Linked DNA regions of Mus musculus: region 2 is linked to region 1. Evidence: chromatin loops called from intact Hi-C (ENCODE). Cell type or tissue: left cerebral cortex. All regions are shown on one strand.

Region 1 (2,500 bases):
GCCTCAGGCCTGAGTAACAATTGCTTTTAGAAAGAAAAGAGAGATGTCTCATGTCCATTTAATAACCTTCATAGTTGACTACATTGGATCTGCGTGTCAGACTTAGAACGTTTGGTTGCTCCTACATCACATAAAACTTTTCAAATTTGCACTCTGTATGCTTTTTAAAGTTCAGAATGGGATCACAGTGGGCAAAGATTTTTCTATTTCATAGGGCAAAAGATTATCTGATCACAAAAAGGTCAAATTTTAGATATGCAAATTGCATATCTCTTTCTCCCCCTTTCACTGCTGGGCAGCCCCGCTCCTTTCTTGAGATTCCCCTTTACACAGCCTAAAGGTCTCTGTCTACAGGGGTGTGGGAGTGTGGCTCCAGGTCTTTGTGAAGCTCTGTTTGACTCCTGACTCCAGACTTTCCCCACAGGAAAAAAAAAAGGTCAGACTTGTTTTCGTTTTTAAACAATCTGTGTGATTTGAATAGAAATGGCACTGAAGGTGGAATGAAATTAGCATTTAAAAATCCCCTGAGCCTGTTCAGTCCTTACTACAATCTACTACACTTTCACCAATTTAGCTCTGCCTTTGAAATGCTTTCGTGCTGTGGTTAAGCACCAGGGAGCCAGGCTTGATTTTGAAGCGTGATTCTCTTCATCAATGGGGTATGGGACTTGGGTAAAAAAAAATGTAACCCGTGTGAGACCCGATTTTCTCTTTGAGAAGCGGGAATAATAACGTCTGAGTTTTCCAGGATTAAATAGATAGCTGTGTGTGAAGCTGCAATCAAGGACGATATACAGGAAAATAACCCAGTCCGTTCATAACGAACCCAGTTTATTAAGCTTACGGATAATATTTGAAAAGCTATTTCTATGAAGTGATTCCATTAACATTTGCGGAGGATTTGAGAATTTTAGGGATTATCTACTGTCACTAACAGTGACATTTATTCCGATTAAAACAAATCATTTCAAATGTCCTATGTAATTGAGGGATTAAAGAAAATGGCTTTTGTGTTTTCAATTTCAAAGATACGTTCACAGCGCCACCTGCCGATCAAGAGGATGAACGGCTTTTGGTCTATTTTGATAGGCAAAATAAATAAAATGCAAGAGTGTTTCCCTTGGTGTCTTTCTCAATACACTCTGTCATTTGCTTGAGAAATTTACATTATTTTTGCAAAGATCTGTAATGTTCTTTTGAAGTATCAAATATCTATTTATCTCTTTACTGACTGGACCCCATCATTGAGCCAGTTTAAATGGTGGGGTCAAATTATCAAATTAAACTAGTAACATAAAAGGTCAGGTGATCTGTACTGAGTATCTCTCTTCACCCAGAGGCTAGACCAGACAGACTGAACAGACGCATGCTAATCATTGGCTTTTACTCCATTGTAGAAAACATTCTCCAGCCCCAGGCTGACCGTAACGTTCATGTGAGGTTGGAGACTTTGAGAGACTACTCGGAGAATCTGGGTGTCGTTCAGCCAAGACTTGACCACTGTGGGATAAGAACAGCCCAGGTCCCAAAGGCACCAGAAGCACACACAGCCGGGTGCAAGGTGTCTATTGTATCTGTAGCAGAATTGTAAGTTGAAATGGTTATTATAATGAAGACTATATACGTCTTCTAAATTACAATGATACAATGTTATAAATGATGGACATGGTTATTACATATACATCTAATCAGAAACACACAGCCAACACCTAACTATGGATTACTATTAGCACACCCTTGGTATGCTTTACATATCATTTCAGTTTCTGTTTATGTCACCGCGAGTGTGCATATGTGTTTATATACATGTCACATATATAAGCAAATAAATGAACAAGTGTCATGAAGTACTTTTTCCACAAACTTTTTTCATTATTATAAAATTCATATACAAGGAATCATTCTAACCACCCAGCAGAGTGCAATTGTGCATTTCGTATTTTCAGAGTGCTATGTAGCTGTGTGTGACATATTTCTAGCACTGTTTACCACCACAAAGTAACTTATATACCCACAAATAGTTGCCCTCCCCCATTTTCCTCAAGCCCTGGGCAAATTCTGGCCCACAGCTTTGTATCTCTGTGAATGTGCTCATTGCTGCTGTTTTATGGAAGTGGGTTTATACACTGTATAGCTTTCTGTGGCTGCTTTCTTTCCTATAGCAGTGTTTTCAAGGTCCATGTACTTGGCAGTGTGTATCAGTTTTCAGTCTCCTTCATAGCTAAGTCACATGCCATTGCACATCTATTCCCAAACCTGTCTACCCACTCATGGATGGTTCCTTATCTGCACTTTTATGGGGTTCTGACTATCTATCGTCCCTATGAGAGCTGTGCAGGTGTCATTTGAATGCCTCTTCTGTGACCTTTGGGTATATAGTTAGGAGTAGAGATTGTGGCTGTATGCTGCTCTGTTCTAACTATGACATTCTGTCAAAGTCTAAATTGCCAAACTCTTCCCTGTGGTGGCTACCACGTATTGTACTACCAGTATTGTATGC
Region 2 (2,500 bases), 320 kb before region 1:
TTGGGTCCCCAGACGAGGCTAATTGGTGATAGGCTGCTCAGTGGAGAGCTTGTCTCAAAGGAGATAGATCAGATTATCCGAGGGTAATACCTAAGGTTGTCCACACAGGTACACACTCTTGCACTGGCACGAACACACCTACACACACACACACACACACACACACACACACACACACACAAAAGCATAATGAATATTTAACAAAAAATTATTTGAGTAGAGATTAGAAAATTCCAGGAAAAGAAGTGAGTAGTAGTGTTCTCAGAGGGAAAGCCGATGTGGACCACGATGAGTAAACACCCACAGCTGACAGAAGCTAAGAGGTTTCTCATAAGCATGACATGCAGGCAGCGTGGCTGCTCAGTGGCTCTAATAACCATATAAATGGGGGGGGGGTGTCAGCTCTGATTACACAGGAGAGTCACTGGGAAACTGACTTCTGCTCTAAAATGCAAGTGACTTTTTCCTCCTTCCGAATTCTCACTAAAGACAATCATGGTTTGCTTTTATGACCCTGAGGAGTGGCTGAAGCTATGGGGTGTGATCTCTTGTGGGCCTTTTCAGATTGGTCCTTATTTCTGGTTTGATGTGCATCTATGCAGTTACCTCGTCCGTACTGACAATTATTTGTTCCTGCTTTAAGTTCCTTTAAGAGTAAACGTTAGACCTTTTTCCCGTCCTTGTTACTGAAGTCTGGAGTTTTTTCTTTGTCATTTTCCCTCACTCCCCCAGTACACACACATCTGTCCGACTACATCTGACTCTGACTCTGCCTGAGTCTACATCTCCATTTACCTTTTCTCATTCCTCTAACTAGTCTTGTTGTGTAGCAGGTCTCTGCCATTGTCACTTCATCTCCCTTTAAAGCTCCTGTAAGGATTCAAATAGCCAGGAAAGCTTGTGTTGATAAAATCCATATCTCAATGTCTTATTACTGACAGAGAATACATCCAAGTCTTGTTTTTCTTCAATTTTTAATGAGTCTTGTTTTTTCAAACATGCCTCTCCAATCTTCTTTATGTTGCAAACTATGCATTTTAAATGTTAGTAGGTTTTTCTGGGCTTCTGATGCCTGATATTATCATCCCTTTATTAACAGCCCCTGTGTTTGATGAATAGTCTACAGAACAGTACTCTTAAATTTAACCAGAGTAAAGGAGCCACATTTCTTTGGGTGACACAGCTGTGTGGCAGCTGGAGCCCTTCGCTCTGCTGCCATCTAGTGGTTCTCTGCTTTATGTGTTTTTTTCAGAAGTATTTCAGATGCCACATTGAAAAAAAATCACACAAACTTCATTTCTCATTTAATGTTATCAGAGGATGCACAGATAAAATATGTCACTAGAAAATAAAACATTCAAAGTTTCTAACGGAAGCATTGTATAAATGTCCCTCCGTGCTGATGACGACGGATGATTACTTCAGAAGTATCAGGATGGGTACTGCTCCCATGAGGCCCTTCCTCCCCACCGCTTTCTTGCAAAGTTAGGTTCATTACCCATCTCTTAGCCACACAAGTCTTACAGAGGGATGTGAGATGAACCATAAAATCCACATCGGTGTAGCTCCTGCTGAGATCTCCAAGTGCTACTGGCATGGGCATCCTCTGAGCATGAGGACAGTGGGGTTCAGGAAGAAACCTGTCAGGACAGTGTACCTGTATCCACCCAACCCCATTACTCCTGAGACCAGAATAACTCCAAGTAATCTTTTGTGAAAAGCAGCCTCAAGACTTTTGTAGCTAGCATCTTGTTCTTCCCTGGCAAATTTACCTATAGACATTTAACGGTTTCCTCTTTTGTGCCAGATCTGTGTGAACCTAGTGCTGTTTCTAATGGGCATTAACAACCAGTGAACTTTGACTGACTGGATCCAACAGATAGTAAAATATGTGGCGCTCTAAATAGGGAAGTGTGTGGTGAGGCTGTGGCCAGACAGCAGGCACAGCTGCTCACCCTGCAGTGGTTATCCTTGTCCTGTCCCTGAGTCTTCATTGTCTGTCTTCAGAGGTGGTAAAGGGAACTATTGTGAAATCTGACATCTTATTTTGTGTTCTTCCTTTGCAGGTCTGTACCAAAACCCTTTATCCCAATATAACCTCTACCGATTGTATATAATCTTCCACCTTCCCGGACTGGAGTTGCTTGATCGGAAACGTAAGAATGCTTTAGGAAAAAAAAAAAAAAAAAGGAAGGGAGGGAGGGAGGGAGAGAGAGGGAGGGAGGGAGGGAGGGAGGGAGGGAGGGAGGGAGGGAGGGAGGGAGAAGAAGAGAAGAGAGGAGAGGAGAGGAGAGGAGAGGAGAGGAGAGGAGAGGAGAGGAGAGGAGAGGAGAGGAGAGGAGAGGAGAGGAGAGGAAAGAGAAAAGAGAAGGGAAGAGAAGAGAAGAGAAGAGAAGAGAAGAGAAGAGAAGAGAAGAGAAGAGAAGAGAAGAGAAGAGAAGAGAAGAGAAGAGAAGGAAAAAGAAAGGAAAAGAAACGCAGGACACCTAGTGAAAGAATA

What was found. A loop is a pair of places that touch in the nucleus more often than their neighbours do. Peaks named below come from ENCODE experiments on the same cell type or tissue, not always from the same donor. Only the 100,000 strongest peaks of a DNase experiment are listed, where the experiment ranks them.
Region 2: a loop joins it to region 1, with 6 times the contacts of the local background. A loop is called at or near these places in 10 of 42 quality-filtered maps.

What each region holds. Positions count from the first base shown.
Region 1 is chr12:35,894,933-35,897,432 of GRCm38, reverse strand. No RefSeq gene overlaps it. Among named protein-coding and RNA genes, the nearest start is that of Agr3, 29 kb to the left of the region's middle. In left cerebral cortex, a CTCF peak has its summit at 1,048 (motif pointing left); DNase peaks (open chromatin) are centred at 645 and 1,021; H3K4me3 peaks cover 626 bases; H3K27ac peaks cover 417 bases.
Region 2 is chr12:36,213,983-36,216,482 of GRCm38, reverse strand. Lrrc72 (leucine rich repeat containing 72) reads left to right here. Exons shown (of 9, transcript NM_001361098.1): 6 at 2,067-2,156. Among named protein-coding and RNA genes, the nearest start is that of Gm40390, 35 kb to the left of the region's middle. In left cerebral cortex, a CTCF peak has its summit at 1,210 (motif pointing left); a DNase peak (open chromatin) is centred at 1,212.